Linked DNA regions of Mus musculus: all the other regions are linked to region 4. The links are chromatin loops, found by intact Hi-C in ENCODE. Cell type or tissue: heart. All regions are shown on one strand. Links, peaks and the distances in the headings refer to the core of each region. The heading gives the core; the rest is flanking DNA.

Region 1 (8,076 bases), core at 1,071-6,070, 370 kb before region 4:
TTGGCAGCTATCTCTAGAGTCCTTTTCATTTCTGTGGCATTTTATGGTCTCTCCTTTTACCTCTGACTCCATGCAAGTCTTTTTCTATTTCTTTTTACCTCTCTTAATTAAGGGTTTATCGGTTATCAATGTGATTATTTTTAAACAATCAGCTCTTCATCTCATCGATCTTTAGAACTGCTTTTGCATCTGGATTCCATTAACTTCTGCTCTGGTTGTTATGCCTGCTGTTCTCTTTGGTTTCAGCTTGTCTTTGTGGTAGGTTGTCTGTGAGATCATTCAGATATCTTTTCAGGCACTGCTGAGTATATACATCGTCCCTTGTGGGCCACTTTTGCAGCTTCCTGCAACAGGTCTGGTAGACTGTGCATCCATGTTCATTTGCCTGGAATGATCTTTTAATCTCCTTCCTTTTCCCTTGATCCACTGTTGGTCCAACAGTTTGCTTGAGTCCTGTGCTCTTTTTTACTTTCAGTAGTTTTTCCCCCCTCTTTTCACTACAGATTTGTAGTTTTAGTGCTTAGCTACCAGCAGATATAATAATTTGATTTCCAGTTTATGGATCTTTGAGCTTTTCTTGTCATTGACCATATAATTTATTCTGTAGCATGCTCCATGTGCTGATGAGAAGCCATGTTCTGTAGCTACAACACAGACTATTCTAGAGCTGTCTGTTAGGTTCCTTGATGGAGGGTGCACTTTGATCTCTACAAGTTCTTTAATGATCTTTCTCTTTGCATGATAGGTCCCTTGCTGAAAGTGGGATTAAAGCCACATGGTGCTGTTGTACCAACTGATTTGCCTTTCCCTTCATGTTTATTAATATTTGCCTGACATACTTAGATCCTCCATAATCACATGCAATTAGAACTTCAATTTGTTTTTGGTCAGATGATCTTTCTATTGTTATATTGAATTATTTTCTCTGCCTCTTTGTCCTGTATTTGATCATAAGCTAAATTTATGAGAGGTAAAATCATCTAGTGTGCTTTCTTCTGGACTCCATTTTTATAAAATGTTTGACCCCAGCCTTCACCTTCATTCATGAGTGTCCTTGCAAATGAGTTTCTTACAGACAACAGACGGGTCTTGGTTTTGATTTCCCACTCATTCATCCACTCTAATGTTTTTCATAGGATAATTCGAGCCACTAACTCTGAGGGTTCCAATCATACCACAGCCATCTTGTCCATTGTTTTCCAGTCTTCTCATGGTGTGTTTTCTCTGTCACACTGCCCTTATCATTCCTCATGCATACTTCCTGTAGCAGTAAATTTTACAGTCCATTGCTTTACCACTGAGCTTTAAACCTGGCATCCAGTTCTCTATTCCAAGTCCTTGATTATTTTTTAGATTTGTCTATCATTAATTGTTAATTTCTGGTTATCAATGAGGCTCACATAACAGGCTTTAAAAGCACTGTGTTCTCTTCAAACAGTGTCTCACTATGTAGCCTTGGCTAGCATGTGTCTGCCTCCATAGTGCTGGGATTAAAGTATGCTGCACCATGCATTTTTAACTGACTGTATTTATTTATTTTAGATTTATCTTTTGTTTTGAGGGTTATGATTATATATAACCTGTTCAGTCTTTGTAATGTTACTTGCATATATATTTTCAGCATGGAACATTTGATATCGGATAAACAATTGGTGTGCTTTTCCATTAGAAAAAAAAGATTTTCCTATTCTCCATTTCTCTTGGTTGCCTACAGTTCTTTTTGTAGAGTTGAGGCCTTGTGGTCTTTTCTCTGTGAACTTTTTTGTGTCTATTGTTGTTTTCCATGCTTGGCTCATGTTTAGGTTCATGTTTAAGGATTCATCTTGGTGAAACTTTATGGGTATAGCTTCTGACATTACTAGAAGATAGTCTAATAGCAAACTACCACTGCTGCATTAGGCTTATCATGACACGTGGGTAACAGGATATCTTTTTAAACAATAGCAACCTACTACAATTATTAGGAGCAAGTAAGCAAGCAATGGTTTCTTTGTTCTATTTTGTATTTTTTCTGTGGCAACAACATCTTAACGTATTAATATAATTTAAACAGTTATTGATGTCTTTGTTGTTTACTCTCCATTCTAAAGATATGATAGGACATTCTCAACTTTCTTATATAATTACTCTTGCCTAACAGTTTTATATTTCCAAATGTTTTGTTTGTTTGTTTGTTTGTTGTTCATTAATGGATTCTTCAGGTGTAAAATTCCTTCCAGCACTTATATAACAGTTATTATATAGTGCTTCTTATATAACAGTTATTATATAGTGTTTCTTATATAACAGTTATTATATAGTGTTTCTTATATAACAGTTATTATATAGTGTTTCTTATATAACAGTTATTATATAGTGTTTCTTATATAACAGTTATTATATAGTGTTTCTTATATAACAGTTATTATATAGTGTTTCTTATATAACAGTTATTATATAGTGCTTCTTATATAACAGTTATTATATAGTGTTTCTTATATAACAGTTATTATATAGTGTTTCTTATATAACAGTTATTATATAGTGTTTCTTATATAACAGTTATTATATAGTGTTTCTTATATAACAGGCTTATATTCTCCCAACTCTTGTTTGGCCATGTCTTTACCTGTCCTATATTTTTAAAGAATAGCTTTTCTGGATGCACCATTCTTAATTGATAGTTTGTTCTTTTTAGTGCTATAAAAATCACATGCCTCTCTCTCCAAGCCCCGATGTTTCCTGCTCAGAAGGACATTGTCAGTGGAATTGAGCCTCCTCCATATGTTATTTCTCCTCTTCTGTATCCTTGAGACTCTTCTCTTTGCCATTTAACTTTGAAAGATTGATTATGTCTTGGAGCAGACTCAGCTGAGCGGAATATGATTTGTAACTTTTAATCATCCCACACATGAGTGTTTGTATTCATCTCTGAGTTTGGGAAGATTCTGTTAGCTTTCTCCTTGCTGTCCCTGTTGAGGGCCAGTGCCCAGTGTCTGCTCTTCTCATGCTGCACTGATGATCCTGTAGGGTTTCTTCATCCATTTTTGTTCTGCAACCCCACCATGCATCTTCGAACAGCACACCATTTAGTCCTCGACTTTTCCCATCCTGTTTCATCTATTGTGCTAGTGCCTTCTCATTTTTTTTTTAGCTTAAAGATCTGTTTTTAAAATTTATTTATTTAGATGTCTTTGATCCCTCTGTTCAGTTTCTGAGTTATTTTCTTCAAGTTCACCGAGTCCTCTTTACAGCAGCATTTAAAGTCTCAATTCAAGTGTTAACTCACATTGGTGGTGACTTTGCGGCTTCTGGTAACTTATTTTGACTTTCCAATGAGGTCACACTTTCGTGAAATCTCTTGACTGTACAGCATTGCCTGGGCATTGGAGGTATCTACATGTAATTTTAGATTTCATAATTTGATTTTGTTTGTGCTCATCTTCCCAGAAATTCTAAGCAGGCTCTTTCCCCTATTCCTCTCTCCCCCTTTCTAGAAACTCAGGGGCACTTTTCATTGTTTCAGCAGAGTGGTGCCCAAGTCCAAGGTCATTGTCTACTCTTGGTGTGCTGCCACTGTTTCACCACTAGAGGGCAATCAAAGTCTAGGTTTCTCATAAACCCGAAGTTGCTCTTGTTCAACAAGAGTTGGGGAAATAGCATAAAAGGGTAGTGCCTTCCTCTCCCAGAGGTTCATCTGTAGTAACAAGCCCATATAGTCAGCCGTGTGTTTCCAACTGGCTCATGAATGAGGGACCATCTGCAGCTTCCTATGTTATTCCTCTGTTCACCAATACTACATCACACATTGAGCCCATTGCTCTCTGAGACAAGCTCTGAGGACAGAGCAAGGATCACATTGCTGTGAGCTTCCTGTTGCTAAGGTGGTTTCATGGCCAGGGACAACTGCAGTCAACAACAGGCTAACAAAAGTCAAATGGACTAAGACCACATGTATCTCCCACTAATGCCGATGCTACTCTAGAGGCTTTGTGGGAGGATATTGGTTGGGAATGGAGACTTCTGTGATCCGCCCAGTGCTAGAATTTACCACTCCAGCATTGTGTTCTAAGGCTCAGCACCCTGCTACGTCCTACCAGTGAATGGAGACCTGCTTCATGGTGTGCTGGGTAATGCTGTGGTCGTCACCCATCGGCGGGGTGGGCATTAAACTGGATTGTGTCTGAGTCTCATACCAGCAAGGAACTACATGATCGTCGAGGGGCACTAGGTGTACACCATGGGCCTAAACATGAGATTGTCTCGCTGGGACACAGTTCTTTGCCTGGAATAGGAAAGACTAAAGTCTCTGCCTTTGTGCACTGGCCTGGGGTTATCTTTGCTAAGTACAGTTGGGGAATTGGTCAAGAGCCTTTTTTTCTCTTTTTGGCTACTGAGCATTGCAAAGGCCCTATCACACCTGAGTCCCACAGCTATGCATAGCTATGGAATGTGAGGATTGTTCCTCCATCTCCATTCCGAGGGTTACTGGTTTGGATAAAGGTGGGGGAATCCATCCACTACAGGTACCAGGTTCTTTTTTGCTCTAAATGAGGAATGGAGCAGAGATGCAGAGCTGTGGCAGAATCCAGGAGCAAGTAACACCTTAAGTGTCTACTCTGGAGTGTGGGTGTTGGTATGATAATCAGCCACACTTTACATTCTGATACTCACAGGGTATTTCTTAACCTTCTTCACTGTCAACTTACTTCTCTTACATACTAATCTTTCAGCCTTTGTGTAAAGTATCCCAGACCTTACTCTACCATATTCTATGTCACAGACTGGCAATACAGTTTCTCCCATTGTAAATAGGTACCTGTGTGATGTTTACGTAGGTATGGAGGCTCCCTCTGTGTGGTAATAGTCAATGCCCTTTGGCTATTTCCTAGTGTGGAGTTCTCATAGTACTGAATGCATGATGCAGTCTTGTGTTCATTTTTATGTTTTGTACCCAGTAAGACAGTCTTTCCCCTCATTCTGCTGCCTAAGGTTGAAGGCCAGTTAGGTGGTAGAACCAGGCAGGCACTATTCTAATGTGACTTCAATGGATCAGTTTAGAGCACTGTCCCTGGGGTTTGGGGTAAGTGGGGGTCCTGTTCAGCACTGGCTTTCATCTTGTTATACCTGGTAATGGGATTCAGGACTCAAACTCCCTCTTCTGTATACATGGGGCATCTCTCTTCAAACAGGACAGCATTGCTGAAGAGTGGAAAGACAGCCCTCTCTTTGGACTTTTTTCAAGACATGTTTCAATAGCAGACTGAAATAGATAAGACACTGTTTTCACACTCCTGGCTTCACTGTGAACAGTAGTGTGTGAGTAACTATGCAAAGTCAGGAGACCATAACTGAAGGAGCATAGTCAGTGACCATGTTGTTCTACACCCTCTAGGCTACCTAATTTGCATAGTTGTTTCTGGGAGTTAATTTCTGGATAATCCATTTCCTTTGGGTGTAGGCTTACAGTATTGCCACTGTCATGTGACTATGTTTCAGCATCCTTCAACATAGCAGTAAAGGTTATTGTCTACCAGGCTCAGGCCACTACCTAAAATTAACATTGTCCCTCTTTTTCTCCCTCTTTCTTTTGCTAGCTCTCTCCCTCCCCTCTCCCTTCCCTTCCTCCTCTCACTTTTGCCTATCTTCCTACTGGAGCATGAAGTGCCCTGAATTGTAGCTCCATGAACTCTGAGATCTTGACTACTATACCATCTGCTACAGTTTCAACAGCTGGAAGAGGCCTGTCATGTAGGAGACCATCTACTGAGAGCTGCTTAGGAAATGGTTCCTGGTTGCTTCCTTCTGCCTCTAAAATACTGTAAAGCTCTATACAATACATTTTTATTCTAAATGGCATACGTGACTATTTTCCATAAAACAAAGAAAAAAGTAACAACAATAAGAATGAAAAAGAACCCTCTTTGGAGTCTCTTTCCTAGTCTATATTAAAACATAGGAATATATCTAAAATACTAATTTTTTCTAAAACACATGGTCCCTATACTGTACTTTGTTGGGAATTGATCAATAGGCACATCCCATCCTTACATGGCATCTCTTTCACAGAGTAAACATCTTTCACTCCATAGCTGATGCTGTATTTCTTTTCTCTCCCATCTCATATTTTCAGGATTTGAGAGCAGCATGTGACTCTTGTTACCGGGGAAATCCACTGTTGTGGTCTGCTATGGACTGTGTTTTGCTGTATTTGTGCATGTGGGAAGATGAAACCTAGGTGAGTTGGGTGGAAATCTAACCCCACTGCTGGGCAGAGGGAATCAATAAATCAATATAAACCTGTATGACAGTGTTCCTTTGTATCAAAAGGAGAGGGGAAGAAACACACTTTCGGTCTAGAAAGAAATCCTAGATTGGGATACACAGAGAAGTTTTAAAAGGGACTATATCTTTTGTTGGTGATGGTGATTTTTAATAAAGAGTACAATAGCAAAACTGGTTTGATCTTTACTTTTCCTGGAAGAAGTTTCTGGGACCGAGTTGCTGTATGTAGATGACTTACTGACAAAGGGCCAACAAATTAGGTCCACCACAAAACTTGCCTCTTAGAAGAGTGTATTAAACTGAAAGGAGCTTTTGCTACTGCATGAAGGACACCACACTAGGAGAGCATACAGAGATTACAAGTTAGAATACTGGATGGAATAGTCAATTTCACCGGCACTGGAAGAACTTAAAATGAAAAAAATGTAGCTAAAGATATTGAGTTTTAGATAAAGATGAAGGAAAAATACACCCTTACATGTCCATAAAGAAAAATATGGCAAACAAGAGCAATGTGCACTCCTCCTCCCTCTCTCCTTCTCTCTCTCTCCATTCTTCTCACTGCATGTGTGTTTCTAATCATGGATTAAATTAGACATCAGTTGAAATGCGTGGTGCCCTGGGACTTACAAGATCAACAGTGACATCCCAAGCTAGGTCATCAAGTATCTTAAATTACTCCTGCTGGTGGACTTAGCATTCCTATTCTTCCTCCTGGTCATCCATCGTTTTATCAGATGCTGGGACAATTTACTATAGACTCTTGGGATGCTATTTCCCCTAAACTATGAATCATACAGATTCTTGAGGATCGTCATGGGTCATACTACAGGGTAAAATACTCGTTTTCCTAATAGCTCCCAAAGAGAAAAATATAAACATGGAAATAGCAATTGGGATTTCTGCAGACTAAGTTTTCCTTTAGTGTGTGCACATATGTGTGCATACACAGAGGCCAGAGAGCAATGTCAGATTTCTTTCCCACTGCCTATAGCATTTGTTGAGAGTATGAAGTTTTATTTTCCAAATGAAAAATGATGTAATGGTAGGCACAAATTAACCCTTGAGACAAATAAGTCTTCGTGTGTTCTCCTAAGTTCAACACATTGATTTTAGTTTTATTGCTTATCTGTTTCATAAAGTTACAACAAACACAACAGCAGGTGCATTTTTAGAAAGAAAAAAAGCCTAAGAACTTGCTGATTGGGGAAGTTTGGCCCATCATCTGTAACCTTGAAGATTCCTTTGTTTATTAATAGGATATTTCAGCAGCACACAGTAGGGATTGACAAGAAAAGTAACATGTGGAATGCTGTGAGAGATATCTCAGGTTTTTTGAGTATTAAGTAGGAGAGAAAATATTCACAGGATGATAAATTAGAGCAGACATGTTCAGAAAGCTACACACTCGACTATAATTTTTTTGAAATGTCAATCCTCAGCTTCAAATGATTGCTATGAGAAGCAGAATTTAGTCACTGGTGCAAACATGTAGAAAGAATATGTTAGAATTGCCAAGTGTGCAGTGTTTTGTGCCCTTTTGAAAAGTGATTGTAAACCTGTACATGTTTATTATTTAATAGTTTAAAATTAACAAAATATTTACTGAGACCTTTCTAATCTGGGGGGAAATTTAGATATGAGTAAAGCAGAGGTTTACCTCACAAGGATTTTTTAACCCTTTGCTTATGAAATTAGGAAGGATTTTGGGTTAATCTTATGATAAAAGGCAGGGATCAATATTGAGAGGTACAGATGCATATTTCTAAGTGAACATGAATTCCCATAACCTTTAGGAAGATACTTTTAATG
Region 2 (8,076 bases), core at 2,116-7,115, 470 kb after region 4:
CCAGCAAACCCTGAAGTGGATGCTCACAGTCAGCTATTGGATGGATCACAGGGACCCCAATGGAGGAGCTAGAGAAAGTACCCAAGGAGCTAAAGGGATCTGCAACCCTATAGGTGGAACAACATTATGAACTAACAAGTACCCCAGAGCTCTTGACTCTAGCTGCATATGTATCAAAAGATGGCCTAGTCGGCCATTACTGGAAAGAGAGGCCCATTGGACTTGCAAACTTTATATGCCCCAGTACAGGGGAACGCCAGGGCCAAAAAGTGGGAGTGGGTGGGTAGGGGAGTGGGGGGGGGAGTGTTTTGGGGACTTTTTGGATAGCATTGGAAATGTAAATGGGGAAAATACCTAATAAAAAAATTAATTCTAAAAAAAAGGAAAAAGAAATGCTATGGCCTACACTCATAATTCTTATAATTAGGCAGGAAAAGAAAACATGCATTAGTGTTTTCTTAATATTCTCTGAGACATACTCACCTAAGTGAGCCCAAGCTAGCTAACTACAATGCCTGAATGCTTACATTTATTGATCGATTGATTGACTGATTGATTGATTGCTGTGCCTTCTCTCTCATCTCATCACAGACATGCTGGGATTACAGGCATGTGCTGCCTTACCTACCTTTATACAGGCTTTGGAGATCTAATTTCAGGCCTTTGCACATACAAAGCCAGAAATTTTACCCACTGAGCCATCTCACAGCCAGAAAACTGAGTTTTATGATTAATAATGCATATTCTATCTCTAAGGAGTAGTACACATTCTTAGTTTCAAATGTCTCACAATCAACTTGACCTTCCCTCAATACCCCATGAGGATCTACAAATTAGTAAGTAAAATGTTCCAAAAAGGGAACAAAGTACATTCTTTATCTGTGTCATAAAAACACCTAACAGGGTTCTGGGAGTAAGTTATATTTACTAAAACTGGAAACTTTATTACACTGAAAGTTCAATCCAAAACCTCACATTCCTATATGGAATCTGTCATGCTAGACTCTTAAGGTAACACCAACTCCATCCTAACACCTGACATCTGAAAAGCTTCTTTATTTGTCTGCACAACTTTTACAAGTCTGTTCTGATATCATATATTCTCATCAATTTCTCAAGGCAAAGTGAGTAGAAGATTTTAAAGTAGAATTTTTTAATGGATTAGTATAATTCATTCTGTGCTGAAATCCTGATTGAATAATTTAGGTGGGGAATTCTATTAGTCTTACAAAGACCTATTCAAATGTTTTTCAATGATTCTGAGTGGCATTCTATATTTAATGATAAATATTATCCATCAAAGATCATTGAAAAATAAATATTTGATATTAAGATAAAATTTCTTAGGATTTAGTCTACTTCAGGTATATAATAAAAACGAAGAACCAAAAAGTTTAGTAAATTCAGAGGGATGAAATATGAATTGACAATTTATTAAGGCTCCTTGTGTATGGATATTGCTGTCTGTGTTTATTTATCAGTTCTCTGACTGACTTCAGTAGGAAGTTCCTGCTTTCACACACATATAGCCTCAGAGTTCTGAAAGCAGATAGCCATGTGGGACAGCCAATTGCTTGTGCCAGCCTCAGCTTTTAACCTTGCCCTTGCCTCTGAAGTCAAATCTCACAGAAAAGTTTTGAGAACAGAAATATTTTACACTAGAGATATAAAAATACTAAAGAATTGAAAGAATTAAGTGACAAAGTCAAGAGGCAGAGCAGATCTTTTGACAAATATACTGCCTTTCTGTAGAATTCCTAAAACCTAGGGATCTATTAAGGAATGTTCTTCTTTCTCAACATTAGAACCCAGAGAAGGAAATGCCTACCAGACAAGAGCCTTAAACACTCTCATTTCTTTCTTCATCTTTTTCCCTTACTAGTACATTCGATTCAAAAGAGTGGGTTAAATGAGGTGACACAGGTCTCATTGGGAATTCCTGTGTTCAGAATGAGTGTCCCTGCGATGCAATGGAAAGTCCCTGACATTGTCTGTCATCCAGTACTGGAAAGTTGTCTGGTTCAGAGTTAGAGTATTCTAGACCCAGCTTTTGTTTGCTACTCCAAAAAACAACAGTGACATCATGGTATTTCTCAAACCTAGAGTATTGCTTGATTTCTTTTTCCCTTGTAGGTGCATAGGCTGAATCTCAGAGGAGCAGGAGAGGAATGCTCATGATATTCTAATTAACCCAGTTTCTGTAAACATCAATAAAGATTACACATATAAAGTGTATGTGTATATGCATGTGTGTATTTGTATATACAAGTATGTGTGAGTATGTGTGTGCATGTGTGTGTGCATGTGTGTTTGCATATACCCACAGCTCTATATTCTTACCTGTCTTCACTTCACTGTAAGACATATATAGTAAACAAGCATAAGAGGTTGATTTGTAAGTGATATTGGATGTGGTTCTTTAATGTCTGGATGCCTTTTTACATGAACTCTTCTACAATGATAGGAATGGATCTAATTTAATTTTTAAAAGGCATATGTACACTGCTCCATGTGTATGGATATTGCTGTCTGATGCATGATCATCTTTCTCTCTGACTACCATTCTTTTTGACTCAACAGTATGGTGCTTGTCATAAACATTAATTTAAACAATCACCAGAGTAATGATGTGGCAAGAAGTTGCATGTTAGTCTTACTAAGGATGGTGCTGGATAAGGGTGATACTGGAATAAGTCAGACTAATACTAGCCATGAGGCCAATACTTAGTCAGTGTGCCCAGTTACTTAATGTGATTATCACAATTAAGTGAGATGGCATCACAATGTCCACCTTATTGATGAGATACCTGAATCACCTGACTGGAGGTTACTCAAGTTAGGCAGTGCGACATTTGATATTCAGATCTCCCTGTCTGATTTCTTCACACCTCTGGGCTTAACTTCTGTTGATCTCATTTTAATAATATTAGCTCTAAGTATGGCATTTCATTCATGGTATCTCTTTAAATGGTTATTATCAAGATTAGACATCGCTCAATGTATTACCAATTTAGAATATTGTTTAATAACTGCTCACTTCTCATTCCTCACAATGTTGCTAATACTGCAAAACTGGTATCAAAGACACTTGGTGCTTAATTTAGTAGTCTTCATCCTGCAAAATCATTGGAATCTCCAGAAGAACTTCTAGAAAGAGGAGTTTGGGTGTTTCCAGGGTGATGCTGAGGCGCTAGCATTCAGGAAATAGAGGTTATAGAGGTGTGCAGGTGTATTGACTCTGGGAATTCCTTAAGCTGTATCTTGGCAGTAGCTACCCAATACATATCCACCTGCAAATGAACTACGTGGTAAAAACAGAGATTCCAAGATACAAATCCTCAGAAACTTGGCATAGGAATCTGTGGTAGGTACCTTCATTATCAACTTGACTAGACTTGGAAACACCCTACACATATGCAAAAAGTGCTCATCATTAAAGCTCTATGCAATTCATAATTCAATTGAGTTGACAGTAAAATTAAGGCATAACACCTACAAAATTCAAATGTTTGAGGAAGTGTAAAATAATTAGGTCAACAGATTATGAGACAGTATCTTCACATCAGCTAAGACTGAATCCAAACCCCAAAATGGAAAGGGTCATTATATGTGATATATTTATGGATAATCTACCACAGACCTTTATTGTTTAGCTATTTAATATTTATTTGAATGAACTGTCCTATTTTTGATATATTTATTCATAAGAGAATGCATTTTGAAAACATTAGCAAAATAAATTTGATAATTCATGAATTAAAATTATAAACTCTTGGACAATTCTTGATAGTATATGCCTGCAAACCCAGAATTCATGAGGCAGAGGAAGGAGAATGAAGAAAGGAAGCGAGTAAGAAAAACAAAAACAAAATAAAGCAAAAAACAAAAACCAGGGTGGGTGGGATAAGGAGGAATGCAGCTGAGAGTAACAGAAGGGAAACATCTAGTACTTCCAAGCACATATATTTGCAAATAGAATCAAATATTTTTGAACTTGCAGTTTTAAGGGATGTTACATTTTCTACACAGGACAGCATATTGTTGTTCATAGAAAAGTGCTATTATTTCCCATGTCTTTTCAGACACATGGACATTGTGATACCTTAGAAAAAAGAAAGTTCTATTTGTACTACTATAATTTTATTGCATAGGACTCACTTGTGATAATATTCCAGCAATATTATTCAAATAAAGCCAAAAGTATTTAAATATTCAAGAACAATTATTTACACCAAATGGATCAATTAGAATTATTTGAAATTATGCTGTCTGACTTGTAAACCTTTATGAGAACTTTATCATTCCTGAGACTCTTAAGAAATCCATTAGTTTTGCAGGGATATTCCCAAAACTCTTGATAAGGAATGCAATATGAAATTTTATTAATTCCTCACTTATGTTCACGAAAATGCTGTGCTCTCCACCTGCAGTGTTAAAGTACAACCCACCTCATGGAAGCTAGAGTATAAGGTAAGACTTGTATAGCTTATAACTTCTGTAATTAAGCAGCATATGTCACATGCCATGGGATTGGATGTTTCAGTTGTTAGGAATACATAGAGGTCATTAGTTGTTGATATTTCTTCCACTTAATAATAGTGGATATGCTGGAGAGAAGGAGGAGGAAAGATAAATCTCTCATGCCTCTGGGTTAATAGAGAGTATAAATGTTAGGGAATGCAGCTTTGGCTTTTACACATGTCTCTGTTTGGGCTTCTTTTGCAGCCTGCGTAGATCTTACCTAAGTAAGACTTCAAAAGACAGCATGGACTTTGGCAAATGGGGCTCAATCTTCAGTGCTGTGGTCCGTGTGTTGAACTGACAAGCTTCCAGATGGGGTTCCTTAGGTCCTTATCTCTCAGGAAACACATATCCTGTTACTGTCCACTAGCTCCCAAAGTTTCACAGGAAGGCATAACCTGCCATGTCCCCTGCTTGGCTTTATTTATAGTTAATAATATTTACACAATGGTTTTTTTATCTCTTAACATTGATACATCTGTGTACTTGTATATTCTGCTTTTATAAAATACAATTATTTGAACTAATTCAACTTTGGACTTTTTAGTAGAAATAGATCAGACATTGATGATTTCACAATTTAACATGGCTAAGTCTACTGTTAATTTAATTATAGCTGTGTAAAGAAATCAGATGAGCATTAGAGTAAGTAACAAGAAGGCAGTGTTACAGATTTATGTGTTTATATGTGTGTATATGTCTGTATGTATGTTTATGTATGTATGAGTGTCTATGTGGGGGGATGCAAATGTGTATAAATGCATGTCTGTGCTCTGTCTGTGCCTGTATGCATATAGATAGATATATAGATGTAGATGTAGATGTAGATGTAGATGTAGATGTAGATGTAGATGTAGATGTAGATGTAGATGTAGATAGATATAGATATAGATATAGATATAGATATAGATATAGATATAGATATAGATATAGATATAGATATAGATGTGCGTGTGTTTTGTGCCTGTGTGTATGTGTGCATGGCTATGGGTTTGGACATTTATGTATATATGTGAATGCCGAATGCAGTGACTGTGGATTATCAAATGTAGTATGTGCTAGACACTGTATTCTAACTCTATATATGTCAGGAAAGCAAAAAAAGCCCCCAGTCTCATGAAAGACCCACAACCATACAACCATAAGATGATAGTTGCTGTGAAAAACATCTCATGAACTTAACCTGATTATAAAGAGCAGAGCACTGGAGAGTTTATTAGCTATGAAAGCAGGCAGTTGTTGTTAATGTGGTAGCCAGGGAAGATCTCATTCAGGTTCTAAAAGCTGGACAAAACAAGAAAAATGAGACAGGTCATAAATCTTGCAAAGCAGTGGGACAATTCTGCTACATGCCAGTGAGTTAGCAAGTACAAAGTTCCTGGGGGAGGGTAGGCATTGTTTCCTCTGAAAAGAAAAGTGGAGGCCACTACAGCTAGAGCCAAAGAAGGAAGGGGACAGTGGCAACAGTTGAGGTCAGGGAACAACAGGCCCTATGGGGTGTGGTTTTGACCTTGGTTAGCTTAGGGACTTTATTTGAAGAGTGATGGAAAACTACTAAAAAGTATTGAGCAGAGAAGCAAATGATTTGACATTTTGTTTGGATGGGATGACTCTAGCTTCTATGTGAGTGATTTCTGACTATGATGAATAAAAGAAGAAACAAGCACAACTATAAGGACAGGATGTAGCTCAGCTGGTAAAGTTTTGCCCGTCTATACCAACTTCTCTATTCATGACTGAATCCATCTGGATTCACTCCTCCTCATCATATAAACCAAGAGTTAAAGCACACATCTGTAACCCCTGCACTAGGGAAGTTGAAGCTGGAAGATCAGAAATTTAAAGTCACTCATCCTCGGTTACAGGATCACAGTGAACATTGAATATATAGGACCTTGGATAGAAAAATAGTAGAGGAAGAAAGGGAGAAAGAGAGGAAGAAAATCAACAAATAAACAAATTAGTTAATAGATAAGTAGTCGGACAGATGGACAGATGACTACTGATGATTTCTAAACAATGATTGGTTTTAGCAAATATTTATGATGTAAATGTCTGTGGTTATCCTCCCCATAATTTAAAAGCAAAGGTATAATTTACATATTATGAAATTTACTTGTTTTGGTGTGAAGTTTCTTATGCTTTTACATATTTTTGCATGCACATGTCCACAAACTCACATACACAGTGTTGTGTATTGACCACCTGAAACATGGCATATAATTTTTTATCAAAATCCAAAATCTTGTCCACGTCTTCCTCCAACCAATGCACAGATGTGTTTTCTTTAATAGATGAAACTGTCAAGTCTGACCTTGCTTAAATCTGACCCTTTATTTAATGTAGAGCATTAGAAATTTATTGGCACAAGAATCATATTCCATTGTGTAAATAGACCACAAACTCTTCATCCATCCCTTTGTGCAAGATTGGTTCCAGTTTTGAAAAATTACAAATTAATCCACAAAACTATTCATCTAAATATTTGTAATGAGCAAAAGGTGTGTGTGTGTGTGTGTGTGTGTGTGTGTGTGTGTGTGTTAGTGTTTTGTATTTTATTTCACTTGTGTAAGTTTCTAGAACTGTCAAGCTGTATGGTTACTGTATGCTGAGCTTCCTGAAAAAAGGGGTGAATACTTTCTCCCAAAGCCATTAAACACTTGCCATTCTGATAATGCACATGTATTACAGTACATTCTTTAATTCCACTTTAATTTACCCCCTTCTAAGAGGTGGTAAAATATTTGATGTTAATTTCCATACCCCCCCAATCTACTGTTTCTCTGATCAGATATAAAAGAATGTCTATTTGATATTTCTGTTCATTTTAATTGCATGCACATTTGAGTATTCAGATGTGAACTTTTTGTTATTCCACATACCTGAGTTATCAGACATGCCTTACAATTATGTCCTCCATATTTTCTTTTCTTTACCAGTGTTTTTTTAACATTTGAGTTTGATTAAATCTAAAATATCATCTTTTTTATCATGAACTATCTTTTTTGGTAATGTCTAAGACATTCTTGCCTAGGCATTCAAAGTTCACTAAATGTCTCTCTCTTTATTTTTTTCTGAAAACTATGTAGATTTTTCTTTGTTTGTTTGTTTAATAGATATTAGAGTTTGTAGAATCAAGGACCCACAGATGACATTTTATAAGTACTGATTTGTACAAAGACCTAGTCAGGACATATTAAACTAAAAAATGGAAAATAAAGTACCTGAAAATCTTTGCAGGCGATACTTATAACACTTGGTCTACCAATCAAAAGTAGAAATTGAGTCAGCAGCTGGAAAGACCTTACACATGGAGTTTGTGGGTAAGCAAAGAGGCCCGTGTTTTGTCCTTCTTTAAATTAAGATGGAATAAAATGAGACAATGTAGAATATAGACCCAAGCAAAGCATCACTCAAAGAATGAAAGGCTCTGAGCCCAAATAATGGTTATTTAAGATGAAAATAGCGAAGTTCCTAGTGCAAGTGAGGATAAACAGCAATGCTTTTGTATGAGAGCCAGAGAAATGTTTGGCTTGGAAAAAAAAATGAAGAGAG
Region 3 (8,076 bases), core at 1,243-6,242, 990 kb after region 4:
CACTTTGTTGCTCTTTGTCTCCTGAGTAGTAAGTCTTTTATCGCCCCTACTGTTTTTTCCTTCCCGGACTTGCAGTGGACAGATCTCCTGGTTAGGCCAGAGATTCGTGAAGTGCCATGTAAGTTAATGTTCTAATAAATCGTATGGAAGCAAAGTCGTCCTGAGCTCTGGCTACCGTCCTGTATCTCATAGGAACTTCATTGACATCAGAGCTTGTCTGTTAAGCCTGTGACCTTAAGCACTGCTTTGCTCTTATCCCCTAAAATACTGACCACACCATATTGCCCATGTGAAGTTTAGGATCAAAATCAAATTGATAAAGCTGCTAATGAGTGGAATGGCTAGTGTGGAAAATGAACTTATGTGCTTTTTTAAGACTTGCTCCATTTTACATAGCTGACCATTGGCAGTACCAGAGTTTGGGTCTTTGGATTATGTCTTCTATTCTGTAAAATATTCTTACGTTGTACCAAGTAGAAGAGGAGCCTGCTCCTGGATTGAACACTGACTCTAAAATTTAGAGTCATTAGGTCTGAGTGAAGTTAGGACTGTGTTTCTGCAATGTGATTCCAAGAGGTAGTTGTATGATCCTGGTACTACAGTTTTAATGCCCAAACTTTAAAGAGCTATATAAAAGATGAATAACATGTGGTTAAGACTTGCTCAACAATGACTTGGGAATGATTATTTATAGGAAAATTTGTTGTAAGTTGTGAAAGCTTGTTTCTCCCAGGACTTCTAATACATGAGGCCAAAGAGACATGATGTGCCCTTCTGTTCATGTTGACACCCAAACTTGTTCTCAGGGAAGAGCTAGGGTAGAAACTTTACAACAAGCAATCCCACAAGTCCCATCCACCCTTGACAAAAAATAAACAAACAACCCCCCCAAACCCAAAACATTAATTATTAGCAGTTAATTACCATTAGCTCTGTCTATAACCTTTGCCAACTGATAATCTATTTTCTATTTCTGTACATTTAAGTATTTTATATAGACTTTTGCAATACGTAGCCTTTGCTGATATATTCAAGGTTTATCCCTATAAAACGTATCAGTATTTTAATCATTTTTACCAGTGAATAATGTGTAGCTATAACATATTTTGATTATCCACTCTTCACTCCTACTATTCTGGAAAGAAACTACAAAGAGAATTTAAGACAAATTGAAATAATGTACATTGCTTTTGTCTTCATTACTTTTTCTGGCAGATTTGATAAAATACCCTAACAAATCACCTTAGGGGAGCCAAGAACTGTTTTGCCTCTCCATTCAAGATTCATAATATAGAAGTCAGAACAGCAAAGGCTTGAGTGAGAGAGTCACTTTGCAATCAAGTCATACAGACAGAACAATGGATGCCCATGCTCAGCTCCCAGAGAATGGAGCCCCTAATAGTGACCGAGTCTTCTCACCTTGATTAACCTAATCACCACCATCAGTCACAGTCATGCAAAGAGGCCCTACTCTCAGAATATGGTAGAGTTCCCATTCATCTCCAAATTTTTAAACCAAAATGGCTCCTGCCTAAAGGAAATATGGGGACAAAATGTGGTACAGAGACCGAAGGAAAGAATATCCAGAGAGTGCCCCACCTCAGGGATTCATCCCACATACAGACCCCAAACCCAGACAATATTGCAGAGGTCAAGAATTGCTTAATGACAGGAGCCTGTTATAACTGTCTACTGAGAGGCTCTGCCAGAGGCTGAGCAATACACAGGTGGATATACACAGCCAACCATTGAACTGAGGATGGGAGCCCCAATAGAGGAATTAGAGAAAAGACTGAAGGAGCTAAAGAGGTTTGCAACTCCGTAGGAAGAACAACAGTATGAACACGCATGGACTTCTCAGAGCTCCCAGAGACTAAGCCACCAATCAAAGAGTACACATAGAGGAACCCATGGCTCCAGCCACATATGCAGCAGAGGATGGCCTTGTCAGACATCAATTTGAAGAAAGGCTCCCGATCCTGTGAAGGCTCAATTCCAGAGTGTAGGAGAATGCCAGGGCAGTGAAGTGGGAGAGGGTAGGTAGGAGGGACAGCACCCTCATAGAAGCAGAGGGAGAGGGAATGGGATACAGGGGTTCTGGGGAGGGAATCAGGAAAAGGGATAACATATGAAATATAAATAGATAAAATATCCAATAAAAACGTTTTCCCATATAAAAAGTTTTCCCCTTAAAAAATCTTAAGAGACTACTTGGTTTATAAATAATAGAATTGTGAGCACATTGATATATCTAACATAAAGTGTGTGCCTGTGTGTGAGTGTGTGTGTGAGTGTGTGCCTGTGAGTGTGTGTGAGTGTGTGTGTGTGTGCCTGTGAGTGTGTGTGTGTGTGTGTGTGCCTGTGAGTGTGTGTGTGTGTGTGTGTGTGTGTGTGTGTGTTATAAAGCTGAGGATGACCTTGAACTTCTGATCTTCTTGCACGGACTTCTAAAATCTGAAAGTTGCAGTAAAGTGCCACCATCATGCCTCCATCATGCTAACTGACCTAGCCCCTAAAGTTCATATTTAAAAACTTGATCTCTGAAATTATACTGCTTAGGTCAGATTCATCATTGAGTGATTAACTGGTTAACTTGTCTCTCCCAAAAAATTTCATTGAATGGTGCCATATTGCCAAATTGTGTTATTTTATTTTATTTTTTTACAATTTCTATTTTCTCAACTACAAATACCATCGTTTGCTTTAAGAATTGCTGTCTCTTGTGAGACTATGCCGGGGCCTGCAAACACAGAAGTGGATGCTCACAGTCAGCTATTGGATGGATCACAGGGCCCCCAATGGAGGAGCTAGAGAAAGTACCCAAGAAGCTGAAAGGATCTGCAACCCTATAGGTGGAACAATATGAACTAACCAATGCCCCCCGCCCTCCCCCGGATCTCATGTCTCTAGCTGCATATAAATCAGAAGATGGACTAGCCGGCCATCAGTGAAAAGAGAGGCCCATTGGTCGTGCAAACTTTATATGCCTCAGTACAGGGGAACGCCAGGGCCAAGAAGTGGGAGTGGGTGGGTAGGGGAGTGGGTGGGGGAGCGTGTGGGGGACTTTCTGGAATAGCATTGGAAATGTAAATGAAATAAATACCAAAAAAAAAAAGAAATGGAACAGCACCGTATTGTATGAAACAACCATATATTATAACAGTAATAGAATTGACTGTATTTGATCAAAACACCACTAAAATTCTGACCTTTTCTAAAATATGTCAAGAGGGGGGGAAGAACATAAACAACCAGTATTCAAAAGTTAAAAAAAATGCCTAAAAAATGAAACCATCAGCTTGTAAATCAAATATACAAAAAAATAAAGATGTTGCCAAAATGCTATTAAAAAAAAAAAGAGTTGGTGTATTTCAAGCACTTAAATATACCAACTAGTATTTTATCTATTTTAATCCACTATAACATATCAAAATACCAGATTCCACGTAGAGCAAAGGAATTAAGGGATCAATTATCCCTATTTTCCTTTGAGTTGAGACTAATACACACCATTGTTACTGTTATTTTTAGGCAGCATATTCTCCTTGAACTGAGTGTACTCTTCACCTAATCAAAACATTGGAATAAGATAGGCATTCTACACAGAAAGTGTCCCTCCCCTCCCCTCCCCCAAGTAAAAGATCAGACCTTTCTCTCCAAGTTCCATTAATTGCAAACAAACAAACAAATGAACAAAAAAAATCTTACATAAACAAACACAGCCAACTTCAACTGTAGAGCCCATTTTTGTTTGAATGACAAATGTTCCCCACAGGCTGCATTTGAGCACTTGGTTCCCAGTTAGGGGCACTGTTGGCAAGGTTGTTGAACTTTTGTGAGGTAGAAGTTTGTGGGAAGACTCATGTCCTTGAGGATAGACTCTGAGGTTTTACAGCACAACTTCACATCCTGTCCTCTTTGTGTTTTCTGTGTGTGAAGGAAATGTGATCAGTCAACTTCCTGACTGTGAGAAGGACCTCATGCCTCTGTTTGTCATGTCTTCCTGCTGTAATGGGCTGTATCCATTCTGCAATAGTTTGCCAAAATCAACTTTCTCTCTTAACTTGTTCTTTGTCAGCATAGTTTATTACAGCATCAGTGGTCCATTAAATACTGGCTATTAATAAATCACCAAGACTAAATTCAGGCCATCATCATATTTCCATGGCAAGTATTTATTGATGAAGACATCTCTTCCTGCTTCATACTTTTATTAGTAAAAAGACCCCTTTTACATTGCTAAAATTGGGGATCAATGGATGGATTCTGATGGGAAGAGAAGGAAAATCATATAACCCTTTTAAAGTCAGTTGGCCTTGTTTGTGCCTGTAATCCCAGAGCTATGGAGACAAATCTAGGAAGCTTGTTGGGGCTTACTTACCATTCACTCTAGCTAACTAGTAAGCTTCCGGTTCAGCATAAAGATCCTATTTTTAAAAATAAACTTGGATAAGTGACTTATGAAGACACACAAATATACATACGCTTTCACACAAGTACAAAGAGGGAAGGACAGTAGAAAGACAGTAGGCTCAGGGAATACAAATAAATGTTCTGAACCAAGGAAAGCTTTGAAAGTGTATTTATTTTCTTCATTGAAATTTAAAATGCCAAATGGGTGGAAAACGTATCCATTTACTCATTTTTCTTGATTTTTTTTCCTGGAAAGGATACATTAAGAAAAATATATGTGATATCTACAGAAAATGTTCGCTACAAAGGAAATCTCTAAACTAAAAAAGAAGAGATAAAAGCATTTGTTGCCATGCTGCTCAATGTTACTGAAATGAGATTACTACAGTGAGGAGAGATGCTGTCTTAATGCATTCAGCCAAGGAAGCGGCTCAAGGATGGTTGGGAGTTTCCCATTGCCCCTTTTAAACAGTCTTGTCAGTCTCACAGCCTCAAGGGATGTACAAAATGTAATTACCAAGGCTTATGATAAGACAGAAATGAAATCCATAAGCAGAAAGGAATTTTAAAATGCCAGCCAGTTTCCAATGTCTATCTAAAAGGTTTCCCATGAACTCCAATCTTGGTTGACAATGAAACTATCCTCGCCATTTCTATCTGTGTCTTAGCTAGCTAGAGTTTTCTATAGGATGTGAAGTTACGATAGAGCAAGAAAGTAAACTATTGTAAGGGATTGATAGGGATATCTACTGAATTTCCCTCAAGTCTTAAACAAAAGCTTCTGACGAGAGTTTTTCGGAAGTGCCTTGGACTATTCCAGAAGTGGGTTGACTCTAAAATGAGTGGAGAAGATAAGAAGGAGTCATACTTTATCCAATTCCCTTGAAGTTATAGTTTTGTGGCTAATGATGCTGGCTGGCCCAGGGCTGGTGGTTATCAACATCAAGTGTGACATCCTCCTGTTGGCCAGCTGGATATGAGTGGTGTTGAGTGAAGTGACATGCTGGCCCGAAGACAGGGGAGTCTTTTACCAAGCTTCACAGGAATGTTGGTTTAATCTGAATTGTTCAGTCAGTTGTTAAAGCACTTTAATTTTAAGAAGGCAAAACCTATAATGTTTCACTTTTTCCTAAGTTTTTCTCTTAATTCTGAAGGCAAAGAGAAAAGGAAGAATTCAACTGCAGCTTAAACACAGTTTCTTCTTCCTCAGCATTCACTAAAATGTTTCTACTTTCAAATACAATTTAACTGAGTATTTGGGCTCTGAGTTTCATCTACTCCAAGCCAAACAAAAACTCGAGGAAATCAAGCAAGCAAACAAACAAAAAAACTCCAAACACAGAGAATGGAATATTAAACCAAAATCTTAAACATTAGGAAAGCTATAATAAAACTATGTCTTCCATGCAGCATATGAAAACATAATCCATCAGATTTTGGATTGACTAGAATTGAAAGTGAATTTTTATCACAAGATAATATCATAATCTCTATCTCTTCTTCACTCTCACTGCTCTCTCATATTCTACATATTACTGATTTGGGAATATCTGTTAGGCCCTGGAATATGACCCTGATATGCATCATTTATTAGCTCACAAGAGTTTCTGGAAATGGGAAGAATTACCAGTATGAACTCTTGAAAATCACCAAGATATGCCAAAGAAGAGTAATGAACATAAGCACAAGCTTGAAAAAGCACAAGCAGGCACTAATCCAATGACTCTCAAGTCAGGGGGAGGGGGATTAAAACCCATAGGCAAGTGAGTGAAGGCAAAGAAGCTATCAAAATGAACCCAGTTCCTTACTGCCTATTTACACAGAACTCCCCACTGACTTTACTGAAGGGCTATGAAGAGGACCCAAGTTGTAATATGTATGTTTGCATGACTGGTATGCACTGATTAGCCTCCATAAGTACACAGTTATATGCATTCAAGAATTGTAACAGGGTAGTCTTTTATTGTTAACTGGACCTTTAATTGAGTAAAGACTGTAAGTTCACATTGGAAGGAAGGGAAAAACCTCAATTATGAATGTGTTTGCTTCAGGCTATTCCTTCAGAAGTCTTCTTGCTTATGCTTGCTACCAACTATGCCATTCCCACATTCTGTTTAAGCAATAAGGGAGCTGAGTAAGAACACATAGAAACAGTTTGGTTTCCCTTTTGCTCCATCACAAGGTAGATTATGCCCCAGAAATATTCATTGAATTCACATCTAGAAACTTTAGAAATACAAAGAAGAGGACATGGTGTAGACTTTTCCTAGACTGGTGCTTGCAATTCAGACTCTATGAGCCCTCCTTAGTTGATTGAGTGGACCATGTTCTCATGGTATCCCTCCATCCCCCCTGACTCCGCTTACTTTCTGGCTCAACTTCCACAAGATTCCTGGAGTCCTAGCAGGGGCTGTAAGGGGGAAATCTTATGAAGATTTCCATTGTATATTTTTTTTCTCTGAATAATGTCTGCCTGTAGATTTCTGCATCTGTTTTCATTTGCTGCCAGGGGAGGCCTTTTTGATGACTGGACTAGGAACTGGTCTATGAGTGTACTTGAATAACATTGGGAATCATTTCATTGACTTTTTGTTTATTTGTTTTTGTTTTTGTTTGGTTTTAGGCCATGTGTGTTTGGATAAAGTCTGTGTCTCTGGTCTATTCAGTCTTTATTTCCTGGTTATGCAAGTAGTGTCTGACTCATAGTATGAGCCTCAAATTAAACCAGACACTGGATGGCTACACCTATAAGGTCTGTGCCACCATTATAGCACATCTTGCAGGCAGGATTATAGGTTAAAAGTTTTCTGGCTGTGTTGTCAACATTTCTTTTTCTGCAGCCTGTATAGTACCTTACCACACCAAAGAGAATAGATAATGAGGTGAAGACTTTATGGATGCATAAGCTGAATCTTTTTATATTCAGTGAACATTTTGGATGTTGTTCGCAGCAATGGGGTCCAGCGATCAGTTTCAGTGACCAATTCCTTTTCATAGCACTAGAGAGGGCTGTTTAGAGATCTCCCTGACCCTTTCAGACAAAAACTAAACCAAATGCAACCAAGTCCTACCAATCAGAGCCTTGCCTGGCTATAAGAGATGACCAGTTTAGACTTTATATCCTCCACAACTAGGAGTCCTCACTAGGATCACCCTTACAATACAAGGAAGTTTCCAGTTTACTAGGTTTCCACACTGCAAATGAAATAACACCCAATTGTAGCCATCCTTCCCTGAACTTACTCCCTCCATCCCGGCCTCCTCCATCTGATCCCTTTCACTCCTGTTACCACCTGCCCTCAGTCCACACATAAGGCTCTTCTATGCTCCCTTCCCTGGGAGATTCACGCATCCTCTGAGAGCATTCGTCTTTTCCTACTTTCTAGGTCTACTTATTACAGCTTGACTATCCTTTACTTAACAACTAATATCCACTTATAAATGAATACATACCACATTTGCCTTTCATGATCTTATTTACCTCAGGGTGATTTTTTTTTTGTAGTTCCAGCCATTTGCCTGAAAATTTCATGATGCCATTTAATTTTAAAAGAGCTGTGTAATGCCCATTGTGTAATGTAACACAACTACTTTATCCATCCTTCAGTTGAGGGACATCTAGATTGTTTCTACTTTCTGGTTATTATAGATAACGCTGCAATG
Region 4 (8,076 bases), core at 1,021-6,020:
CGCCACCACTTCTTGTTCTATTATTTTCTTTTCTTTGTTTTTACCTAGATTCTATATTCTTCCAAATGTCAGATTTTGCCTTGAGCAGGAACAAAGAGTAAAAGAAACCACCCCAGTTCTCTTAGAAAATGATTTTGGGTTGAAGGTTTGTTTTTATTTTTCTGTAAAACTGAGATTTAAAATATAAACCTGGCAAATAGGAATTTACAGGGATGCCCAGCAGTGTGTCTAGCTAGTATCAAAGTTTGCTAATGGCTGCTGGTATCCAGACACTAAAACGAGCTATCGTGTTAATCCAGAATCTATGGTTATGAGGGCTGCCACAGCAATAGGCCATGAACTAGGTGACTCAAGTCTCAAAAATTTATTGTTTCAAGGCTCTAAAGATTAGACAGGTCAAGGTGTCAGCAGACAACTGATGTTCCCCCTCTGAGGCTGGGGAGAGAAGGAAATGCCTTGCCTATTCTCCAGCTATCTGCAGAAGTCAGTATTCTCTTCTCTCTACATTGTCTTCTGTTGGCGTCTTTCAAATGAATTCCCACCTCTTTGCTTTTTCCGGTTTATTATTCCATGCCTCATTCTCCTTGAAAGTTTGAGGAAAGCTATGGTGGGCATTCAGTTCCCCTTCCCCCCTTATCTTTTATTAAGAAGACTGCCTTCATGGGAAAAGGTTAAGGAACAGACTCGCTAATATCTACAATCACTCTCTTGAGCAGAAAATCATCGAAAATGAAATCAAAATTATTTTGTCTACATTCCATTAGCTAATGTGTGTGTGTGTGTGTGTGTGTGTGTGTGTGTGTCTGTCTGTCTGTGTGTGTCTGTGTGTGTCTAGTGTGTAGACTTGTTTTTGCTTGTGTGCATGTGTGGAGACCTGAAGAGAGTCTTGTGTATCAACTCTAAGATGCCATCTTTTTATTTACTTAATTTTAGATGTGGTTCCTCACTGGTCTCAAATGCATTCCTTTGGGTAGGCCAATAATCCTGAAGGCTCTCCTGTCTCTGGCTTCCCTGTGCTTGGATTGCATGTATACAATACCATGCTTATCCACTCTCTTTCTTTTACCTTTCTTTCTTTCTTTTTCTTTTTTCTTTTTACCATGTGATCCAGCGTCAAACTCAGATAGTCATTCTTGCACGGCAAATACTTACTGACTAATTATCTTTACAGGCCCCGTAGCCTCAGCATCTTTCCTTAAGTTTATACCAGCATCCCATTCTCTCTCTACCTGGATTCAAGGGTAGGCCTGGTGAAGAACACAAGACTTGCTGGCCAGGATGGGGACTCAATGCTCTCTTTTGATTCATACCCTTGTCTTTCACTCTGATTTACTTCCAGTGAGTGCAGTGATTTACCTTTTGGGGGATTTTTTTCACTTTGTTCTTCATAAGCCCTTTGTTGGCTTTCTAGAAGTTATTGCCACTGAATTAGATTTTAATGGAGTTAATATATCAGTATGTTATTTAGCAGTTTAGCCCGCGATTAATCCTAGAGAAGTTGGGTGAATGCCTTACCAGGAGGCTGTGTGTTCTCCAATGGCTGCATTACTCATGCGGGATACAGAAGGACAAATCTAGAGCAGCAGGATAAATGAGGCCAGGTGACTGGGGAGGCAGGGCTCCAGAGTTTAGTGGCTTAGAAGGAAGGGCACCATTTTTCTCGGAGGTGAGGGTCAGTTTTCCATCCTAGGGTCTTTGATGAGGAAAGCAGACATTAATCCTACAGAAAATAAGATGAAAATGTTACTCACCTCTGAACCAGGCTTAATGATGAATCAATAGATTTGCCTTCAGATTTCCAGTTTCAGTGCCCTGAATCTAAACAATGGGCAGGTCTCTGGCTTATGTGCACCTAAGACTTACAGTTAAATTAGTTTTTTTTTCTCCCATTTTCTTACCAAATGTGAAGCAATGTAATCTCTATAACATACTCATTAGTAAGATCCAGAGCCATTAAATCCAATCCTCGGTTTTCACCCATGCTATCAAATACACATTAACCCCTCTTGCTTTTTCACTTTTCAGAGAATGGAAATAACAGTAGAAAATTCATCTGAATTTTGCTCACAAACACAGAGAGCTACAATGTTCTGAGGAATCTACAGATAATAATGAACATTTTTTGTCTTCCTGACTTCTCATGTGTATTCTGTGTGCATATGCACACATGCATGTGTGCACGCACGCACATACACACACACACACACACACACACACACACACAGAGAGAGAGAGAGAGAGAGAGAGAGAGAGAGAAAGAGAGGTGTACAGGTGTATTCAACTGTGTGGAGGCTCCAGAGTTAATATCTGACGTCTTCCTCACTCTCCTTTGCATTCACTGAGTGGGTCTCTTGTTGAGCCCAGAGCTTACAGATTGTGCTGCTTGGTTACCTAGATGGTCTCTAGCACTCTGACTCCACCTCCCCTCCAACCCCCCAGATTGCTGGGAATCTAAGTGTCATCCTGCCTGCCTGCCTTTCAAGTGTGTTTGAGGATCCAACTCTGCTTTCCATACCTGCTTTTTATGGTAGGCACTTTGGCCACTAAGCCATGTCCTTGGCTGTCATGTATACTTTTCCATCTACAGGTTCCCTAAAATGTTGGAGCTCCTGCCCTTCTTACTGTGATGTCATCACTTTCTTTTCCACCATGGATATAGTAAGTGGCACATTTGTCCTATAATGGTACCTTTGTGAGACAGACAGAGCTAATTTTTCATTCTAGATACCTGAAGCTACAGGCTACATTGAAAACAGGGAAAAAAAAAAAAGCCAGCAGTTCTAGGTTATGCTGACACAGGTAATGACTTAAAATTCCTCTGAGCTTAGATTTTTTTTTTTGTGCTTATGAGTCTCTAAATTAGCTTTCATTATCTCAGCAGGTCTCTGCCTTTTGAGTTTTGAAGCCATCGTTTATGAATATAGCCAGAGCACTGAAGTTGTTTGCTTTTAAGGTAACAAACCCCTGCTGGATGGGAAGGTGTGAGGTATTAGGGTTAGTGAGAATTGCAGTCAGTGGATATAGCATTGCTCTGAGGTGAATTAAAGAAGTCGAGCTTGATTTGATTTCAGCTGCAGTGTCTTTAGCCGGTACCAGAATGAATCCATGCCAGAACTGGCAGGGACTTTGAAGTGAGAGAATCCCTGTGGATTTTGTATAATCGCACCACACGAAGGAGGGAATATATGAAACACCTGTGAGATGCCACCCTGCCTCTGGTCCTGTGAAGAGGTTTAATGTTTAGACTCTCACACAGTGAGTCTCAGCCTAGTGGAATTTCTATCAGCAACAGAGAAAGTAGGCTCATGAGCAGCAAATACTATTTGCATCACTTAGAACCACAGACTTGAAAAGGACTAAGAAGTCATCAAAACTGCCTGCCCTGCTCTTGGAAAGAAGGCCTTCCTTGCAGAAGGCAGAGGACACTTGGCTATCTGGACCCAATTCAAAGGTTACAGGCATCTGCATAAATCATTACCCCTGCTTACCAACATCTGCAGCTAGTACACAAATTCTCAGAAATAACATGCCTTTAGACCTGGCTGGGGTTCTTCCAGTTTTTGCTGGAAGAAATAGGGTGCTTCATATTGTTCAGCCATATACTCAAAGCTCTATGGCAAAAGAGTTCATTACATGGTGAAAGACACTAGCTTGGAGAGTATTTCTTGGAGGAAGTGCTCTCATCCCTGACTCTATCCTCTGCAAACTCGAATTGTATTGTCTCAAAGACACTCTCATCCCCTCTGGACAGCCAGTCTGCACACTAGATGGCAGTAATAGCCCAGTTTCAGAGTCCCTTTTTGTCTTCCCCTCCCCCTTTCTCTTCTGGCATAATCTTTTCTTGTCCATAGCAATAGAGAATAAAAGATGCAAATAAAATCCCTTTATTTTGTACAAGGCTCATTCAGAAAAGCTGATATACAATTAAAATGATCAGGAAATAAATATTTTAAACAATATTGAAAACTTCAGGCATGGTGGGTTTTTCTTGGTGGTAGAGGAAGGTCTCTGATTCATTTCTTTGTTTGTTATTCTTTTTCAGGCATAGTTTAATTACCAAAAGAGGCTTGTTGAGGCCCAAGGTCTAAGCTTAAATGAGATGATAAAAATGTATTTTGGAGATTTTGGAGGGAGTAGGAGGCAGGAGGAATCCAGCCAGGCCAGTTTTTTTTTTCTCAAATCCCGTGCTTTGCTAGCAGATTGACTCTGTGCTTTATACAACATTAATCTGGATTTCCTAGACATTCAACAGTCAGATGCATGCTCAGAGCCGCATTAAGTATTGCTCATTAACAGTAAGTAAGATACTGGAAACAGAACTATAAACCAAACGAAAGTCTCCTGACATGAGTAGGCCCCTTTGGACTGTTTGTGTAAAATTTAAATCTGTATTGGTGAGCTAGAAAGAGACAGATTCTGTGTCCGTGAAATGTTCTCAGGCCTCTAGAATGTCCTATCTGAGGTCTACTTGCAAAAGAAGGCTCCACTCTTACTGGTGATAATTCATGCTGTTACCAAAGCAGTAAAAACACAAAATGCATATACTGAAACAAATGTGTCACTCTTAAATTGAATGTTGCAGCCACGGCCTTTCCCTACTCCTAAGCACAGCTCCAGCTTCCTGTTGGAATGCACAGGCCCACACTATGCTCCCATTTCCAGCAAATTCTGCAATCATCTCTTAAAGGTTGCCACAGAGAAAACCTAAGCAGCATCCTAAAGAACAACTCAAAGCCACGGGCAGATATGAATTTTTTACTTGGCCCACATGTGAAAATGATTAATGCATTATTTATAGATACTGCCTTTCCAGGGAGCTCAAGGTCATCTGTGGACTCCCAGACAAAGGGTCAAGTCTTGAGAAGCTGGCCTAATAATCGGTGCTGACAGTTTCTTGGACATATTGCAGTGCTTTAAGTAGATGTATTTTCCTACTTGGAAAGAACTGTGAAACCTTTTTTTTTCTTTTTATTCCTTTTAAATTAGTTAGCTACTCACTTATCTGACTTGATTACAACTCATTAACTTTGATCAGAAGGAGGGCATGGGCAGGAGTGTTGCTATGGCCACCTTCTGTCTTCCTCGAGCCTCTGCATCATTCTACTCTGAGAAACATTACAACTAGCCTTTCCATGTAACAAATGTACCTCACTTGCCTTATCCTGTGTCATTGATGCTTCCAGACCTTCTAGGGCTCAGAAAAGAAAACTCAGCGGTAGCACTGTGAAGCAAAGACCAGACTTTTAGATCATTCATTCAAGAACACAAATGGGAAATCAATTCAATATATGATATTATACTTACCTACAGCAGACAGGAACCAATATAGATGACAACTTAAAGGCATGGGATTTGGTATAATATCATATATTGAATTGAAGGACAATCTTTGAAATGATATGTATAACTTTATCATATAGAGAATATGGACCAGTTTTACCGAACAATCATGGGGCATACTATTGAGGTGCCAATTTCTAGTATTTAATGGGTAATGCAATGTGAAAGGACATAGGGAAGATTTGGCCGCTCTAATGCAGGAAGTAAGAAGTACATTCCAGAAAATGTGAGCTGCTTGCTTAGGTAAATATTCAAGTAAGTATTATACAAAGTAGATGGATTTCTAGGCTCAGCATGCACCAGCAATTCTAAATAGCTTTCTCCCTCAATTCTCCTGTAGTATTGTCTAAAGAGGAAAGGCTGCAATGGTCCCATCCTATCTCAAGGCTTGTATTACTACCTAGCTTCAGACATTATAAATCATAACAAAACAAAAGCGCTACAATTAATTATTCTGCTACTATAATTGCTCCCAGAGGCAGAGTCCTGTACTTTTCAGTTTTCACTTAGAGATTTTGTGATTTTCGCTCATTGATTATTGAAAATTGTGTTGCCTTGAATGCATCCACAATGAACTATTCTATATTAATTGGCTTTAATTAAAATTTTGACACAACAATTTCTTCAATTAGTCTCCACATATCACACCAGAAATTAGTGAGTGGCACAGAAATTCTTCAAATGAATGAAACAAAAACTCTTGAAAGAGGTATCTCTGTGACATTGTGACAAAGAAACATCTGTCAAGGGAAAATGTCATAATGTTATCACCAAAGCTGATGGGAGTTGAGAAAGCCCTCAGCCAGTATCTCAGGGTGTCTCTGATGAAATGGCATTGTGCAAATATCTTTGCAATGAAGAAAAAGATCAATTCTTCACATTCCAATAAAAATAGGAATGGTAACTATTTTTTTTAAAAAACTATTTTTTGCCTTATATTTTACATCTGAGACAGTCATACAATCATGATTTAGAGTTAAGGCCTGGATTTTTGAAAGGAAGCATCCTAAAATCTTAGGTCTGACTCCACGATGTACTCCACCCTTGGCTGTAACCCATGGCATTGGTTCAGTTGCCTATAAAGACTTAGCTTCCCCATCTGATAGATCTGTTTCAATTAATATAACAGCTGGGCCTACAGAGTGTACTTTACCGGATGTTACTACAATTCAAGATTCACTAATGAATCAGTGCTTCCTTAGCTACGCCATTGCATGTGGAGTTCCACGTACACAGCAAGTTCTCTGGGCCAGTCTAGCGAGCAGTCAACAAAGGGTGATTAGGTTTTACACAAATGACCATTCCTGTTCTTTTTCATTAATTTTCTTGACGTCCTTGCACCCGAGTTCCAACTGTTTAGTCTGGTGTGGTTACTTACACATGGTTCATGTCCTTTCACTACTAACACATAAGTTTATGACTTTGGGTAACATGCAAAGGTGGCATAATTTTCTAGAGAAAAGAGAAAAATAAGTCTAGACTGAAGTTAGGAGAGTTCCCATGGGAAGGTGGGAGTAACTTGGGCTACTTTCTCAGAGAAGGATGAGTGTGAGGAATGCAGGACAGGCAGTGCATCCAGGCAGGAATGGACAAAGGACTGAGCAAAGGAATGGGTGGGTAGGTGTGTTGGGAGAAATCTGCAATCAGGGTGAAGGGTTCATCACAGACAAGCTGGAATGCAGAGCAGAGCAAATGACTAAAACCAGAAGCCACATGGGACTGGAGAGTGAGAGTGGGGCTGGTGTGTGTGTGTGTGTGTGTGTGTGTGTGTGTGTCTGGGTATGTGTATGTCTGTGTGTCTGTATTGTGCTCATGACTAGAATTCAGGTTCTAGTTAGAGTTAGGGGCCATTCACATAACAAAGTCAACATGTTTATGAATAGATGTATATATTTCATCAGATCCTACTTTCCTCAGTCCAGCTAACATATTTCAGTTTAAGATTATGTGTGTGCACACATCTATAATATAGATACATTTGCATTCATCTTAAGATATAGATGTATGTTCTGATAGTCACATGTATATGTGTATTTACAATATTAAGTCACTTAAATGACAGAAACTCTGCAAAACACATCTTCAGGTGATTTTGTCATTTTCTGAACATCATGGAGTCTGCTTACACAGACCTAGATGATATACGTGTTTTCCTCCATGTAGCCTCTTGATGCAGGGCAGACAAGCAGTAAGCATTAGCTGGAGGAGCCTGCTCCAAACACAGCAAGTGCTTTTGTTCTAAACTAATTTTATTAGTAGTAGGTGTGTACTCTAATAACCAAAACCATAATGAATCCATTTATCAGCAATGTATTAACATTATAGAGAAGTGTTTGCTACTCAGTTTTCTATGCTGCTCATTCACATGGATGACTAGGTTGTAAGCTCTTCATCCATGCATCACTATAGGATGTGAGAAATGCACCACACCACAATACTATGTCAGCTATGCTATCACTGGTCATAGGATTTTCTCAGCTGCCCTATAATTTTATGGAACTCCCAATGGGCACTAGGCTTGTTGACCAAAAGTTCATTATATATGCTAGAATGGAACAGTGACTCAAAACAATAACTTTTTCTACTTCAGAAAATAATAACTGATTTGTAGTTGAATTATAGTAAGTGGCATTAATTCAACATGGGAACTATACCATTTTATATATGTTACCTAATACCATTTAAACCTACAGGAAACAAAAGAGAAAGATTATCAATTGGTGTGGGAAATGGTTA

What was found. Peaks named below come from ENCODE experiments on the same cell type or tissue, not always from the same donor. Only the 100,000 strongest peaks of a DNase experiment are listed, where the experiment ranks them.
Region 1: a loop joins it to region 4, with 2.3 times the contacts of the local background. A loop is called at or near these places in 6 of 42 quality-filtered maps.
Region 2: it touches region 4 in a loop (2.4-fold over the local background); 3 of 42 quality-filtered maps call a loop at or near these places.
Region 3: a loop joins it to region 4, with 4 times the contacts of the local background. A loop is called at or near these places in 4 of 42 quality-filtered maps.

The regions. Positions count from the first base shown.
Region 1 is chr13:25,559,294-25,567,369 of GRCm38, forward strand. No RefSeq gene overlaps it. Among named protein-coding and RNA genes, the nearest start is that of Gm34122, 200 kb to the left of the region's middle. In heart, for the core only: a CTCF peak has its summit at 3,568 (motif pointing right); no DNase peak of the experiment used is centred there.
Region 2 is chr13:26,400,058-26,408,133 of GRCm38, forward strand. No RefSeq gene overlaps it. Among named protein-coding and RNA genes, the nearest start is that of 1700092E19Rik, 92 kb to the left of the region's middle. In heart, for the core only: no CTCF peak of the experiment used is centred there; a DNase peak (open chromatin) is centred at 4,814.
Region 3 is chr13:26,916,936-26,925,011 of GRCm38, forward strand. No RefSeq gene overlaps it. Among named protein-coding and RNA genes, the nearest start is that of Prl, 140 kb to the right of the region's middle. In heart, for the core only: a CTCF peak has its summit at 3,803; no DNase peak of the experiment used is centred there.
Region 4 is chr13:25,929,245-25,937,320 of GRCm38, forward strand. Gm11351 (predicted gene 11351) reads right to left here. Exons shown (of 4, transcript NR_045062.1): 2 at 1,516-1,720. Among named protein-coding and RNA genes, the nearest start is that of Gm11351, 33 kb to the right of the region's middle. In heart, for the core only: a CTCF peak has its summit at 3,748 (motif pointing right); no DNase peak of the experiment used is centred there; H3K27ac peaks cover 606 bases.